Linked DNA regions of Mus musculus: region 1 is linked to region 2. The links are chromatin loops, found by intact Hi-C in ENCODE. Cell type or tissue: heart. All regions are shown on one strand. Links, peaks and the distances in the headings refer to the core of each region. The heading gives the core; the rest is flanking DNA.

The links. Hi-C counts contacts between places; a loop is a spot of excess contacts. Peaks named below come from ENCODE experiments on the same cell type or tissue, not always from the same donor. Only the 100,000 strongest peaks of a DNase experiment are listed, where the experiment ranks them.
Region 1: a loop joins it to region 2, with 5 times the contacts of the local background. A loop is called at or near these places in 8 of 42 quality-filtered maps.

What each region holds. Positions count from the first base shown.
Region 1 is chr4:147,810,006-147,818,763 of GRCm38, reverse strand. It overlaps a transcript of Zfp984 not described here. Among named protein-coding and RNA genes, the nearest start is that of Zfp984, 4.6 kb to the right of the region's middle. In heart, for the core only: a CTCF peak has its summit at 4,002 (motif pointing left); no DNase peak of the experiment used is centred there.
Region 2 is chr4:147,554,288-147,563,045 of GRCm38, reverse strand. Zfp985 (zinc finger protein 985) reads right to left here. Exons shown (of 6, transcript NM_001014397.4): 2 at 525-604; 3 at 88-131. Among named protein-coding and RNA genes, the nearest start is that of Zfp985, 5.4 kb to the right of the region's middle. In heart, for the core only: no CTCF peak of the experiment used is centred there; DNase peaks (open chromatin) are centred at 3,725 and 5,915.

The sequences.
Region 1 (8,758 bases), core at 1,333-6,332, 260 kb before region 2:
AGCAACATTTCAAATGTTATCTCCTTTCCAGTTTCTTCTCCATAAACTCCCTCTCCCACCCCACCCCCTGCTTCTATGAGGGTGCTCCCCCACCCACCCACCCACTCCCACTTCACCACCCTGGCATTCCCTTACACTGAGGCATCAAGTCTTCACAGGACCAAGGGCCTCTCCTCCCACTGATGCCAGAAAAGGCCATCCTCTGCCACATATGCGGCTGTCCCTTCATGTGTACTCTGGCTCGTGGTTTAGTCCCTGGGAGCTCTGGGGCAGGGGGAGGGCTGGTTGGTTGATGTTGTTGTTGTTCTTATGGGGATGCAAATCCTTTCAGCTCCTTCAGTCCTTTCTTTAACTCCTCCATTGGGGTCCCTGTGTTCAGTCTAGTGGTTGACTGTGAGCAACCACCTCTGTATTTGTCAGAGAGTGTTGGAGCCTCTCAGAAGGCAGCTATATCAGGCTCCTGTCAGCAAGCACTTCTTGGCATCTGCAATAATATGTGGGTTTGGTGTCTGTATGTGGGATGCATCCCCGGGTGGGGCAGTCTCTGGATGGCCTTTCCTTCAGTCTCTGTTCCACACGTTGTCCCCGTATTTCCTCCTGTGAGTATTTTGTTCTGCCTTTTAAGAAGAACTGAAGGATCCACACTGTGGTCTTCCTTCTTCTTGAGCTTCATATGGTCTGTGAATTGTATCTTGGGTACTCCAAGCTTCTGGGCTAATATCCACTTATCAGTGAGTGCATACCATGTGTTTTCTTTTGTGTCTGGGTTACCTCAATCAGGATGATATTTTCTAGTTCCATCCATTTGCCTAAGAACTTCATGAATTCATCGTTTTTAATAGCTGAGTAGTACTCCATTGTGTAAATGTACCACATTTTCTGTATCCATTCCTCTGTTGAAGGACATCTGGGTTCTTTCCAGCTTTTGGCTATTCTAAATAAGGCTGCTATGAACATAGTAGAGCATGTGTCCTTGTTATATGTTGGAGCATCTTTTGGTATATGCCCAGGAGTGGTATAACTGGGTCCTCATTCTAATTTTCTAAGAAACCACCAGACTGATTTCCAGAGTGGTTGTACAAGCTTGCAATTCCACCAGCAATGGATGAGTGCTCCTCTTTTTCACCATCCTCTCCAGCATCTGCTGTCACCTGAGTTTTTTATATTAACCATTCTGACTGGTGTGAGGTGGAATCTCAGGGTCATTTTGATTTTCATTTCTCTGATGACTAAGGATGTTGAACATTTCTTTAGGTGCTTCTCAGCCATTAGATATTCCTCAGTTGAGAATTCTTTGTTTAGTTCTGTGCCCCATTTTTTAATAGAGTTATTTGGTTCACTGGAGTCTTAATTTCTTGAGTTCTTTGTGTAGATTGGATATTAGTCCTCTATCAGATGTAGGATTGGTGAAGATCTTTTCCCAATCTGTTGGTTCCTATTGACAGTTTTGTCCTATTGACAGTGTCCTTTGCCTTACAGAAGCTTTGCAGTTTTATGAGGTCCCATTTGTCTATTGTGGATCTTAGAGCATAAACCATTGGTGTTCTGTTCAGGAAATGTTCCCCTGTGCCCATGAATTCAAGGCTCTTCCCCACTTTCTCTTCTATTAGATTCAGTGTATCTGGTTTCATGTGGAGGTCCTTGATTCACTTGGACTTGAGCTTTGTACAAGGAGATAAGAATGGGTTGATTTGCATTCCTCTACATGCTGACCACCAGTTGAACCAGCACCATTTGTTGGAAATGCTGTCTTTTTTCCACTAGATGGTTTTAGCTCCTTTGTCTGTTTTTTTTTTTTTTTTTTTTTTTTTTTTTTTTTTTGAAACAGGGTTTCTCTGTGTAGCCCTGGCTGTCCTGGAACTCACTTTTGTAGACCAGGCTGGCCTCAAAACTCAGAAATCCGCCTGCCTCTGCCTCTCTCGGCCCCTCTCTGTCCCTCTCTGCCCCTCTCTGCCCCTCTCTGCCCCTCTCTGCGCCTCTCTGCGCCTCTCTGCCTCTCTGCCTCTCTGCCTCTCTGCCCCTGCCCCTGCCCCTGCCTCTGCCGATTAAAGGCGTGCGCCACCACTGCCTGGCAAATATCCATTCTAATATGGAATCTTCCTCTGCATGAGAATTCCTGTAGGGGAATGAGTAGAAGGTAAGGTAACTAAGATGCAGGCCATCTTTGGATCAGTATGATCCAGTTGTATATCCTGCAATTTCCTTTCTACCAGAAATAACTCTACAGTCTAGGCTGATAATCTTTCTCAGGCTATTTAAACTTTATCACCCCGTAAGGTTTGAAGTATATTGCTTAGCTCTTGAGTCGCCAAGCCAATCGGAGGTCACAGCCAGTTAATATCTCCTGGTAACTTCTGAAAATTGTAGAGTCCTTAATTGGTTTCACCTGATTTCCACCTTTTGTAGCCTAACCTTTGCAGATTTATTCTTTTTTTTTTTTTTTTTAATTTTTTTTTTAATTTTTTTTTTTTTTTTTAAGATTTATTTATTATTATATGTAAGTACACTGTAGCTGTCTTCAGACACACCAGAAGAGGGAGTCAGATTTTCTTACGGATGGTTGTGAGCCACCATGTGGTTGCTGGGATTTGAACTCTGGACCTTCGGAAGAGCAGTCGGGTGCTCTTACCCACTGAGCCATCTCACCAGCCCTGCAGATTTATTCTATATCCTAGATAATTAATAGAATACCATCTTTTTTTGGGGGGGGTGTTTCAAGACAGGGTTTCTCTGTGTAGTCTCGGCTGTCCTGGAATTCACTCTGTAGACCAGGCTGGCCTCGAACTCAGAAATTCGCCCGGCTTATTAGCGTTCTTTATCTTCTGTCTCTACCTGAACATTTTCCTTAATTAAAAATTTAAACTCCTCCCTTCAGGTCTGTGACCATGCTTCATCTATCTCCTTTTGTTGCTACTCCTGATTCTTGAGTTCCTGTATTCTCTGTTCAAGGTTCTGCCTCCACATTAGAATTTTTCTTTATAGCTGGGCATGGTGGCACACGCCTTTAATCCCAGCACTCGGGAGGCAGAGGCAGGCTGATTTCTGAGTTTGAGGCCAGCCTGGTCTACAGAGTGAGTTCCAGGACAGCCAGGGCTATACAGAGAAACCCTGTCTTGAAAAACAAAAAACAAAACAAAAATTTTTTTTTCTTTATATTGTAATTCTGATATTCTGTTCTCCATTTTATTTTGATTGATTAATTGTAAAAGGTTGTATTTTCTCTTTGCTGTTCAGTCTGATCTGTGAACTGTTGAATCTCTTATTCCAGCACCTTTTCCACCTCCTGTCTCCTGTCCTCATTTTCATCTTTCTATCTCTTACTCTGAACTATCATTTCCTGAGTCTTCAATTCTAGTGTTTCTTCTAGGCCACGTTGGCAAGTCTTAAATTTTTCTTTCTATTGTTCATGCTGCTCTATAAATTCCTGTATCTTATGTTCTTGCTTCCATAATTTTAGCTTCTCTTTATGTTGTAATTCTGATATTGCAGCATCTGCCTTATTTTGATTTATTGGCTTTAGTAAATTATCCTCTAGAGTTTGCTTCCAAATTTTATCTCTATCTGTTTGCTGTTCAGTCTGATCTGTGAATTGTTGATTCCCCTTTTTTTTCTAGAATCTTTTCCAGCTCCTGTCTCCAGCCTTCATTCTCCTCTTTCTGTTGCTTATTTTGACCTATAAAATCCTGAACCTTCAGCTCCAGTGTTTCCTCTAAGCCGTGTTGCCAGTCTCAAGTTTATCTATCTGTTGCTCAGTCTCATATCTGAACTTCTCCAGTGCTTCCTCTAATCTCTTTTCTAAGGCACGTAATTTTTAAATCTAGGGCCCTGTATTTACTGTGTTTCTCATCTTTAAGTATCAAAACTACATACATGTGGTTTCTGGGATTTGAACTCAGAACCTTCAGAAGAGCAGTCAGTGCTCCTAACAACTGAGCCATCTCTCCAGCCCCTAATGTATGATTTTTATTGCCTAATTTGGAACCCTTTGTACATTTGTCTCCATCTGCTGTTCAGTTTAGGACACTGCAGTCCTCTTTTTTTTTGTTGTTGTTTTGTTTTGTTTTGGTTTTGGTTTTGGTTTTTTTTTTATACTGCTACAGCTTTCTGCCTTAGCCTCTGAGGAGCTGAACAGAAATCTGTCTTGTTTTTCCTACTGAGTTTTCAGTATTTTTTTTTTTTTTTAAGAATGGGTAATTTTCTTTTCTTTTTCTTTTCTTTATTTATTATATGTAAGTACACTGTAGCTGACTTCAGACACTCCAGAAAGGGCTTCAGATCTTGTTACAGATGGTTGTGAGCCACCATATGGTTGCTGGGATTTGAACTCATGACCTTTGGAAGAGCAGTCAGTGCTCTTAACCGCTGAGCCATCTCACCAGCCCCCCCCCCCTTTTTTTTAAAATGAAGAGAGGATTAGTGTTTCTTATCACCATTCTCAGCCTCTCAACGTCAACTTTTTGTTAGCTCTTACATGCAAGTGAGACCATGGTAACGTGTCTTTTTAGGCCTGTCTTATTTCACTGAGCAAAATGTCCTTCTGCTTTGGCCATGTTGTCTCAAATGATAAGACTCCCTCCCCCCTTTTAAGGCTCAAAAAGATTCTATTGTGTTTATAGAACATGTTTTTTAAATTCCCTCTTCTGATAATAGATATTTATTTTTTATTGAATATTTTCTTTACATTTCAAGTGTTATCCCCTTTCCCGGTTTTTTCCCCTCCCACCCTTGAAAGCCCCTATCCCATCCCCATTCCCCCTGCTTCTATGAGGGCGTTCCCCCACCCACCCGCTCTTATCTCCCTGCCCTCCTATTCCCTTATAGTGAGGCATCGAGCCTTCTCAGGACCAAGGGCTTCTCCCATTGATGCCTGACAAGTCCATCCTCTGTTACATATGCGGCTGGAGCCATGGGTCCCTCCATGTGTACTCCTTGGTAGGTGGTTTAGTCCCTGGGAACTCTGGGGAGTCTGGTTGGTTGATATTGTTGTTCTTCCTATGGGGTTGCAACTGCTTCATCTCCTACAATCCTTTCTCTAACTCCTCCACTGGGGACCCCATGTTCAGTCCAATGGTTGGCTGTGAGCATCTGCCTCTGTCTTTGTCAGACTCTGGCAGAGCCTCTTAGGAGACAGCTCTATCCGACTCTTTTATTCACAGGAAGTGGCTGACTGTAGAAAGACCCGCAGCTTCTGTCCTTCTGAGCTAGCTCTCTGTCTTTTGTTTGGGTTGCAGCTGGGAGCACGTGCTTGTGTGCTGATGTCAGGCAGCCTGCAGCACAAGCAGTCGGGAGATCTGGTCTGACTGCCCCATGTCCTGTGTGAACTCATGGGATGTGAGGGGACTGAGCACAGAAATGTCCTTTCAAGCTTAGATGCCCCAATCAGCTCACTGTGTCTGCCAGGTAACAACCTCCCATGCAGTTGCTGTCCAGGGCCCCTGACCTTCCCTGGGAATCCAATGTGCTGCTGCATGTGTATCAGAAGATGGCCTAGTCGGCTATCAGTGGAAAGAGAGGCCCATTGGTCCTGCAAACTTTATATGCCTCAGTACAGGGGAATGCCAGGGCCAAGAAGTGGGAGTGGGTGGGTGGGGGAGTGGGTGGGGGAGCATGTGGGGGACTTTTGGGATAGCATTGGAAATGTAAATGAAATAAATACCTAATAAAACAAAAACAAAAAAAAAACCCTGACATCCAATTCCTGGGACAAGAATTGGAGGGTGGAATTTCTGGATATTAAAAAAGATGTAGAGAGGAGAATGCAGATGGAGATTTAGTGGGAGACAGAGAAGATAACAGATAGATGAGAACGGAGCAGGAGAGACGTTAAGATGTATCTATGTATGAGGTCATAGGCTTGAATTGTCTTAATTCTAAATGATAGCTGGGAGACTGCTCCAATGAAAGTTTTATGCTTTACACTATATAGAAACCTCCTTTTCATTATTTATAACACTGGTGTGTCCACAAACACTCCCAGTATACTCCTGTCCACACACACTTGTGTATATAGATATATAACATTTAACCAGAGTGCTTTTGGTATTTAAGTCAAATTAGACATTGATTGGTTATTCCCAGTAAATTCATGACATCATTGCCCTAAGCATATTTTGGGGGAAGGAAAAATTATAGATCAACGTCTTTTTGGTTGGTTCTGGTATATATTTTACTTTGTGTACCTTTCAAAGCACCTTCCATAAGGAGGACACTGGAACATAAGAGTCAATGTTCTTGCACGCACCAGTTTGACCTTTTCATATACAGTGTTTTGTGTCAGCCCTGTCTTTAGCAATGAAGACTTATTGTCAGTTTGTTAAAAGCAACCCCTTTTGTTGTCAGTGGTCTGCATTCTTTGGGTATTTTTATGAAACCACTTTGGCTAGCAACTTTCTTGATGTAACACAGTGGAAAAGACAAGATCAACTGAAATTCCATCTCTTTCAGAATTCAGAACTTCATTTGAAACACATTCATACACTTATAAGCTGGTACTTTAAATTTTTTTTTTTTTTTTTTTTTTTTGCGAACATCTTACTAAGACTACACCCATTATAACTCCATGGAGTCTTGCTCCATGGTGCTTTCCTATGCATTGGCAGAACCATAACTGTGACAATGTATTATATAAAACATCTTAACTTCTAATAAATGGGGAATTTTCCTGGACCTCACAACCAGAATTAAGGCAACTTGAAGAAATTTAAGTTTTAAAGCTGTGATCCTACTGAGGGTTTAGCACACTTTTCAAAGAACAATGTAAAAACTCACATTATTTTCCTTGGACTTCTCTTGATATCAACTTTTAAAACCTAACTTGATGCATAGATACAATGGCAATTTATGTACTTTTTCAAGTCCTGCTCAGAAACTGCATGAGTGTCACTTGATGAAAGCATGAAATGCAGAGGCTTAAAGCATAGTTCAAAAATGCATATACAGTTATGGGTATTTTTTGATAAAAGTCATATTTATAAATGTTTGTTGTCCACTTGACCACTTGGAGCCAGTTACCTAATCCTTTATAAAAGATTACTGTTCACTATCCCATTCTTTCCCCATGTGATGGTTCCCTTGATGTTCTAGAAGCACTCCAAAGCTCTCTCTCAAGGTCAGTCAGAGAGATACAAATAGACAACAGATTACACAGATAGACACCAACATGGAGACAAAAGGCAGACAGAAAGGGAGAGCTATACAAGCAGCCTTCAGGAAGTTACAGATTTAAACTAACTGAACAGACACACAGAGGGTGGAAGACACAGGGAAAATGAAGTAGAGAATTCAACTTTGGACTCACACTTAGTTAAATGCTCTGAGGAAAAGGCTTTTATTTCTTTCCTTAACTCAGATGCATTATTAATCACCAGTATGTTTAATCTACTCACATATGAAGAATCAATTAACTTGTGACTTTTTTTTTTGCATAAGTACAATATGGGGAAAACTAAAACTCAACACAATGGGAAACAAGTAGCCCTGCCATCTGAAAGGTGTCCATAGGCATAGAACCCTATTTAAAGACAGAACCCCAGGTCTGGGCTTGTGCTTCTGAGCTCTCACCGCCATGCTGAGCTAGAATCCATTTTAACCTCTCATAATCATCACAACAGGTTTTGAACCTCAGAGGTCAATGAGAATCCTGGAACTCATTACAATCATGAAAAGAGTTGACTTCCTAGCAAGAGTCTAATGAGACTTGGGTAAATCTCGAGTCTCCTTTCCCCAGCTTATACTGATATGCATGGGTGTCATAGAGTGTTACAGGGAACAATCAGGAAACCATTTATCAACAAACAGTGCAGTATGTATTGTAATTTTGTTCAAGTTTTCTTTCTTTCATCCTTTCTTTCTTTCTTTTCTTTCTTTCTTTCTTTCTTTCTTTCTTTCTTTCTTTCTTTCTTTCTTTCTTTCCTTCTTACTTCCTTACTTCCTTTCCTTACTTTTTTTTTTTTGACAAAGATCAAGACAGTTTTCCAAAGGAGTTTCTCTTTATTGTCTCACCCTTCAAGAAGTAAATAATATTGTGCCTTGACCTAACATCATTTTAATTCATCATTTTCTTTGATTGAGGCATCCACCTCCTCTACCTTTTCTTTAAGTCTGATAATCTGTCTCCCACAGGTTCTCTATGTATTATTTTTATTTGCCTTACTGCATTTTCTTTTCAGGATTTTTTTTTGGCATTTCTAAGCACTTATTGAAGTCAATTTTAATATTTTATATTGTCATTTCCTTCAGGAATCTGGTATTATTTTCTTGCCCATGATTTATTTCGTTTCTCTCTGAGTGAGTGGATTTACATGGTTTACAAACTTTAATGTCCTTGATCATGATTGTGGGTTTTCTATTCTTTGTCTTCGATATCAAATAAATTGTGCTCCTTATAGGATACCTATATGGTTTGCGGTTTGAGCCAAGGACATTTTATCTAAGTTATTGTTTGTTTTGGGTATCTGTTCTGAGCATCAGAATTCAAAGGGACTGCTTAATTGTGTGCATTTATAGCCCAGAGGAAAAGACTCACAATATGAGAAGTTAATATGCGTTGTATCTGAAGGGTTCAGAACCCAGGTGCAGTGTCCTACTACATCCAGTTCTGGTCTAGTCTGGCAGCAACCTTTTGAGGAAGCTGTGTAGAGTAGGTCCTGGGAAGTTTTGTGGAAGGCAGCCTGCAACAGAGTTGGAGGAGTGGTTCCTGCTGGGGAGGGTGGGCCTCCAGCCTGATTAGATGAGTTTAAGAAAAAGACAAATTAAAAGC
Region 2 (8,758 bases), core at 1,831-6,830:
AAAACCTTCCTTAGAACATACATGAAACACAAAGATAGGATGAAAACATGAATAACAGGGATGAGACAGGGAAAGAAGAGATGGTACCTGTGTAATCACTTTGGGAAACTTCATGTGTGAAGACCATTCACCTGAAAACACAAACACTAGGAGATTTAGATAGCACATATTAAACTCTAGGAACTTTGTAATATCTGCAATGCCAAAGAAACCAGATAATGCAAATCCTCTACCAGAATGTTTCTCTGTGAATATTCTAACAATTGTAATATGCATGAAATAAATATAATCCCTAATTCATGTGATGGAAAATTTACATACAACAGGAATTTCTGTAAAACAGAAACTGGAGATGTAGGGAAAAATACATTGCTGTCATAAATTTACAATATGTAAAACTTGATGTCCTGGGCATTTGTAGACAGACAGCATCAAGTGTGTAATAAAAAAATGGGCATAGGAATACATGAATTTTCAGGGAGTAATGAGTAATTTTTCAAATTATGTCACTTTGTGATTCTTACCTGTGAAATACAGGCTGAGTATTGCTGTCATTTCTACCAGCAACAGACCATAAGTTCCTGCTCCAGTGACAGATGTTGTACTTTAAATTCAAAAGTAAGAAATACATAAAATGAATGCGTGTCCTGGAATTGTTTTGTCTAATTGTATAACAAGAAAAGCACATCTTCCATTTCATGGAGACTGAACAAGAGCTCATTCTAGAATGGGAAGAATAACCCATGGGTTTACCTACTTCCACCATGAAGTCAATATGAACACTAGGGCTTCGACTTTAAATCTTGCAACTGACATTACCTTAAATACACACCTGATTCTGAATAGACACAATTCCACACGCTTGAGCCTTCCAGTCAAAGTTTACTATCACTTGTTTCATCACATCTGTTTTAAAGTATATAAACTCAAAGAGCAACATGCAGTGTGAAAACATTGGGACTCTTGAGAACTAGAACAACATAGCATTCTAGCCTAGCATTCCCTAGGAAAGTCTCTCAGAAATTGGATTCCTGTACTCTCTGGTGTATCTGCCTATTGTCACATCTAAGTGCTGTAACAATGTTTATCTCTTTCCAGCTGTCTTGTCCTAGCCCTTACCATCAAAAGAGGTGATATTATATTAGCATACAGTAGTACTAAATATTTATACATAGTTTAAAATCAGGAGAGCATGGAATCATATTTTTCAAGCCCTGAGAGAAAATAACTGGCAACTGTAATGTTAAATTCAGAAAAGTGGCTACAAGTATTGACAGTGTAAAACACATACTTGAAAATAGTATATATATATAAGATTAGACACCTTTTTACTCAAAAACCTACATAGAAAATAATCTAATGAAAATATGCACAAAAGAATAAGACATAAAATTTTCATGAGAACTTCGGAAATAAAACATTTTTTTGTAAGAATGAATGAATATAAGAACACTAGGAAATATTCCTCATGTACTACATAGTAAAGCTCTCTCCCATACAAGAAATGGAGACAATATGAATCATATTTTTGCCACTCACAATGCCCGCAAACCTTCTGGATTGCAAATGCTAAGGAATACAGTCTCGCAAAAAAAGATTTTCATTGACCAATCATCAAAGAAGTTCACAATAAAACTCTTGGTAGAAGTCAGAATAGATAGCACAGCTATCTACATAATGAAGACTATTATTTGTGAATCTTGGTTTACAGTTCAGAAAGAAATTCTGCCAAACTAAACTATTGTGTAGGGATATTAAAGCCTGTTCTGACTTAGGGTGTGGTTCAAGCACCTTGTTCAAGAACAAGGCGCACAACTTTAATCACTGTGATTGAATACAAGCAAGCCTTTAGGATTTGCTTTAATCCCAAACAACGAAAGTACATTTACTAAGTAGAAGGAGGTGCACATGTTTGAAAGTGTTGTCTAATTGAATGGCAGAAAATGTGAAATATCAGAGAAAGATCTTAGAGAACAGGATATGCCCAACACTCCTGAGGTGAGAGAGGAAGGGGAAGCTACTTAAGGGAGAAAAAGACAGTACAGGAAGAAGAGAATGGTAAAGGAATACAGTAGAGTGCATGGGAAGCAGTACAGTACACTTGAGAGAGTAGAGCCACAGAGAGGGAGAAGGACACAGTTTTACTGGGAGAGTTTTACAGAGTCAGATTGAAGAGGGAACATGCTAGGCACGGGCAAAGACAGAATGAGCAGGAGAAAGACAAGGAGTCAGAAGATTTAAAAAAAAGATTGCTACAGTTAATTTAAGGCCAAGCAGAGCAATTCAGTGTCTGAGAGCCAGGCTGAATGAGTCAGCTGGGAGAGTAGTTTGAGCCTGAACAGCTGAGTTGAACCATCCAGTTAAGAGTTGAAATGAGGCTGGGCAGTGGTGGTGCATGCCTTTAATCCCAGCACTTTTCTGAGTTCGAGGCCAACCTGGTCTTCAAAGTGAGTTCCAGGGCAGCCAGGACTCTACACAGAGAAACCCTGTCAGGAAAAAAGAAAATAATATTTTTTTTTTAAAAAAGGAGTTGAAAGGAACAAACAAGAAAGAGGGAGCTTAATCAGCAGGAAATCTCAGAGGCTGAAAACACTCTAGGACTAAATAACATTATTTAGAGGCTAGAGGCTTACAGGACTAGGCCATGGTAATTAGACAGAGGCAGTCAGCCTCCCAGACAATAATTATAATAGGAGAATAAAGGTTAGTTTTACAGTCCTGTGCAAAATCTAATACCACTCACTATAAAAGCTTTCTAGAATGTAAGGAGAGAAGAAACACACCTCAGAAAACAAATGGAAAGAGACTTGACACTAAACCAAACTGTCCAGAGAAGTGATTATTCCATCTTTTTATTTCATTTTGTGATATTTTCTTCATTTACATTTCAAATGTTAACCACTTTCCTAGTTTCCTCTCCAAAAATCCCCTGTATTATTGTGCCCCCCCCCAACCAACGCACCCTCTCCAGCTTCATGGCCCTGGTGTTCCCCTTTACTCTGGCATAGAACTTTCACAGGACCAAGGGCCTTTCCTCCCATTGATGACCGACTAGGCCATCATCAGCTACATAGGTAGGTAGAGCCATGAGTCCCACCATGTCTTTTCTTTGGTTGGTGGTTTAGTCTCAAGGAGCTCTAGGGATACTGGTTAGTTCATATATTTGTTCCTACTATGGGGCTGTAATCCCGTTCAGCTCCTTGGGTAATTTCTCTAGCTCTTTCATTGGGGACCCTGTGCACTGTCCAATGGATGACTGTGAGCACTTTTGTATTTGTCAGGCACTAATAGAGCCTCTCTGGAGACACCTATATCAGCCTCCTGTAAGGAAGCTCTTGTTGGTATCCACAATATAATAAGGCCAAATTAAACAAACTGCACCAGTGTGAACACAATTCAAGGACTTAAACTCGTGTAGACTGGACCGAAGACGTGATTCAGAAAGCAAGTGCATCTTCTGGAGAAGAACAACTCAGATCAGACCATCCACTCTGTCAACAAATATTGTGGATGGACTCTCTGATTGTAGCATTCAGAGTCCAGAAACTGCTATTCAAACTGGGGCAGGAGGCAGAGTTATCAATGGTCATACCCTGATTTGTATCCTGTGTGCTACAATCTCAATTTACCAGGCAAGGCTTGGCCTCTAATATCATAGTGGCAAGACTATCTGTGGGTAACAAAAGGCTTTCCTGTTCAAGCTGAGGCCGGCTCCTCAGGAAAAACATACATAGACTAAACAGAGAATCTGGCTAAAATCCAATAAAGAAGGTCACAGGCCCTGGGAGGGAATCCAAGACTGACATTTGCTTCATGTGTAAATGGCCCTTTTCAAACACATTAGCTGATGCTGATTTCAGTCTGGGTAAAAGAAACTTTGATTTCAATGGGCAACAGCAATTTCCCAGCATCAAAATTAATTAAATATTGACATGAAGTGACAGCTGACAGCACTGTCTACCATGGGAAATCCATATCATCACATCTAATATTCTTAGTGAAATCTTTCAGAATCATTAATGAAATAGAAGGTGGCAAAAACAAATTCATGTCCTCTTTGTACTGGTGAGCCCCACCCCACCCCTTGTTCAAAGCCTCTAACACATGTGGATCCTTCAATAGAGTCTCCTTGGCCTTTACCATCTAGGGCTCTTAGATTTATATTTATGCAGATTTGGCTGAGAAAATGGAGACCTGAAAATGGGAAAATGTCATTCAAAAAGAACCTGGACCTTTTCATGTGACAAAAATGAAAGATGCCAACACCAGGTGAAAGGATAAACATGAAGGAAAGAGAAGATGTCATGAGAATGTCTCTTTTTACCCTGAGGATTTCAGTTTACCCTAGAGTCAGTCACACAGTTAACACACAGAGTCCTTTTCCCAGAATCACTGAGGAACAAAAAAGAATGTAAGAAACCTATTGTGACATGCAGGATCCAAACCGTTGAACTTGTCCAACAAGAGATCGCTGAAGAAAGCCCTGAATGCAGGGTCTAAGCATTACCACACCTGCAAGACCTCCACAGTGCAGCACTCAACAAACCATGACTGTGTGGGGGCAAAGTGCTTTTCATGAAACAAGGAGTCATTTTTCTTAAGAAAGTGAGCAATTATAATTATTTCAAAGGTGCTGTTTAATTTTGTCCTAATCCATAGTAAGTTTTCTATTTATAAAAATAGCTTGGCCTAGAGTCATCCTCTCATGGCATGCTGGGCTGAACTTTGAAGGATTCAAGAATTCAGGAGGAAAGGCTAACTGGGGTAACTATTAACATATCAATGAAGACAGGGATTGGGATGGTGCTTTCTTGACTCCTGGTTAACTCTTGGCCTGACCTCTATTCTCCTTCTCATCTTCAATTCCCTTCACCCCACCTGATGAACTGGTTCAGTCTGGACCCAAAGAGTTAACTCTGAATGCTTTCTCCCTCCTGCTGAAATGCCAAAAATTAACCCCACCACCAGCCCAAGAACCAGGTATCTTCTTGCAGCTCTGCAGGTTGCATGACTTAGGAAAATAATAAAGCCTCACAGAAAACGACAAGGGCTTATAAAACTGGCAGTAGGAAGTGATCAAAGTCCATCTCTTGGTCAAGATGTAATATTTTAAAAAGCTTTCCAACATTGTAGAATTGTTTTTCTCTGACAACACTCAGGGTTAACAGAACCTACTATATATCTTCTCCTCTATTGTACATTGCTGCAATCCTGTCTTCATGTTTCAATGAAACCTAAGGGGTAACATTAATAACTAAGACTATGAAGACGCATCTCTGAATGCTGTATTTACATCAAAGACTGCATATACCTCAGTGTGAAACTAATGGAGACTATAACTTTGTTAGGTTAATGTTAATATTTACAGCCATATTATGGTGCTTTATAACGTAAATTTTCCAATTCAATGAAATCTCCACCGATCCCCCATATGACAAATATCTACAAAGCTCTCTCAGGATGCCTACTCAGTTCCCTGGAGAAAGGGACATGAAATGGTTAATGGAGGAACAGGGGAGTTAAGAAAGCATGAACGAATTTGATTTACAGGAGATTATAAAGGCTTTTGCAAAGACAAACCTCCCGGTATACAAATTCCAGATTCAGCCAAGGATCTACAAGGATACTTTAGAAAAATATTCTGGCAACCATAAAATTGATTAAAACATCACCATGAACCCAAGTCACAGGATCTCAAACTTCCTGACAATGGTAAGATATCCACAACAGAATTGTGAGAGTAGCTACAGAAAATGCACCCCTGCTCCACAAGCCTGCCCTGCTCCTGCCCATTTCCCAGCCCAACAGCTCCTCTGACCTGGAAGGTTACAGGACCAGCTGCTCAATGTCCTAGGAGGCCAGCAAGGAAGTTTTCAGGTTCTGCAAATACTAGACACTAGTCTTCCTCCAGAACTTCCTGACCACGAGGCAGCCAAGGTACAAGGAGAATGATGAAAAGGAGAAACATCCTGTCATTTCTGCCTGGTTCCTCAGAGCCCCTCCTTCTGAACCTGCCCAATATTGAGCAGCTTCCTGCAATTCTTCTAAGACCATCTACTTTAGGACCTTTTAATTAATTAGCTTCCCAATTCTTCACAGCAATTTTTATTGTTTTGGATTTTTGCTTGCTTGCTTACTGAATTCATTGATTGATTGGTTGATTCTTCGTTTTTATTTTGTCTTTTTCTTAAACTTAACTAATCATGCATGAAGCCCACCCTCCCCAGCAGGAACCACTCGTCCAACTCTGTTGCAGGCTGCCTTTCACACAACTTCTCTGGACCTACTCTGCACAGCTTCCCCACAATGTTGCTGCCAGACTAGACCAGAGCTGGATGTACTAGGACACTGCATCTGGGTTCTGAGAGTTTTACAGAATCAGACTGAAGAGAGAACATGCTAGGAACAGGTAAAGACAGAATGAGCAGGAGAAAGAGAAGGAGCCAGAAGATGAGAAAAGACTTCTACAGTAAATTTAAGGCCAAGTGGAACAATTCAGTGTCTGAGAGAAGAACTCAGCTCAGAGAAGAGTTTGAGCTGGAAAAATTGAATTGAATCAGCCAGGTAAGCATTGAGAAGGAATAAGAAGGTGGGGGGAGGAGGGGCTTATTCAGCAGCAAAGTTCAGAGGCTGAAAACACATCAGGCCTTAGATAATACTGTATGGAGAGTAGAAGCTTACATGACTAGGTCTAGGTTAAAAGATGTAGGCAGGAATCCTCCCAAATTACACTGACAATAGGAGAATGAAACTTACTTATACAGCCCTGTGGTAAAATGTAGACACTGCTCAGTATGAAAGCTCTCAAGAATAGAAGGGAAGAAACATACCTCAGAAATAAGGCAAACAGACTCAAAACTAATGCAACCAGTACAGAGAAGGTCAAAAATAATTATTCCACTCTAATGGGGATTAATGCAATACTGAACATCAATTAAGAACACAGGTCAAGGACAGGAAATTATTTAGAGTGTATAGAATAGGTGATTCAGAAAGCAAGTAGACCTTCTGGAGAAAACCACCAAATATCAGACCATTCACTCTCAACAGACATCTTAGACACCCTGGTGGGAATTTCCATAGTGAAAAAAACTGCTAGGCAAATTGGGGCAGGAAGCAGAGTTATCAATGTCTATACTCAGGTTTGCAACCCGCTTGCGGCAATCTGAATCTGCCAGAAAAGACATGGAAATTTTTATGATACTGGCGAGAATATCTGTGGGTAACAGAAGGTTTTCTGTTTCAAGCTCCACAGGAAAAAAAATCCATAGATTACAGTGAAAATCTGCCTAAAAATCCAGTAAGGAAGGTCACAGGCCCTAGGAGGGAATCTACTGCTGACATCTGCTTTATGTATAAATTGCCCTTGTCACACCCATAGCCTGATGCTGCTTTCAATTTGGATAAAAGAAACTTTGATTTCAATGGGCAGCAGCAATTTCCCAGGATCAAAATTAATTAAATATTGACATCAAGTGACAGCTGAAAGCACTGCCTTCCATGGTAAATCCATATCATCACATCTAATATTATTCTTTTCCAGATTCATTAAGGAAATAGAATCTGGCAAAATCAAATTCATGTCCTCTTTCTACTAACAGGTGAGCCCAACTCCACCCATTGTTCAATACCTCTAACATATCTGGATCCTTTGTGAGAGTCTCCTTGACCTTTAACCTCCTAGTGCTCTTAGTGTTGATTTACAGTTATGGAGATTTGACTGAGCATATGGAGACCTGAAAATGGGTAAATATTGTTTAGAATGAACATGGAACTGTTCATGGAACAAAAATGAAAGATGTCAATACCCGAGAAAAGGATAAACATGAGGAGAAGATATCAAGAGAATACCTACTTTTCTCTGAGTATTTCATTTACCCTAAAGATGTGAGAGTCAGTCACACAGTTAACACACATACAGTCTTTTTCCAAGCAACACAGAAGAGGAGGAGGGAAGACTGGAAGAAAATTATTCTGATCCAGAATCCAGACAGTAATCCAGTAAGTAAGAGTTCAAAATTATTCAAAAGATGCTGTCTAATTTTGTCTTAATCCATAGTAAAAGATGGGCAGTGGTGGCACACTCCTTTAATCCCAGCACTTGGGAGGCAGAGGCAGGCAGATTTCTGAATCCGAGGCCAGCTTGGTCTACAAAATGAGTTCCAGGACAGCCAGGGCTACACAGAGAAACCCTGTCTCGAAAAAAATCAAAAAACAAAAAACAAAAAAAACACAAAAAAATCCATAGTAAATTTTCCACTTATTAAAATATCTATTCCTGAAAGCATCACTGCACAGCATGCTGGGCTGAACTTTGGAAAAATTCAAAGAAATTCAGGAAGAATGGCTACCTGGGGTACCTGTTAACATATCAATGAACTCATAGTTGGATAGGTGCTTTCTTGGCTGCTGGTTATCTCTTGACCTGCCCCTCTATCCTCCATCACATCCTCAATTCCCCTCCCCCACACGATGGTCCTTTTCAGTCTGGACCCAACCAGATATCTCTGAATGTTTTCTCCCTCAGACTGAAATGACAAAAATTAACCTCACCATCAGCACAAGAACCAGGTATCTTCTTGAAGTGCTGCAGGTTGCACGTCTTAGGAAAATAATAAAGCCTCATAGGAAACTACAATGGCCTAAAAAATGCCTGTAGCATGTGACCAAAATCTATCACTTGGTCAGGATGAATTATTTGATAAAGCTGGCCCACATGGTGGAATTGGTTTTTCTCTGGTGACACTCAGGGTTAACA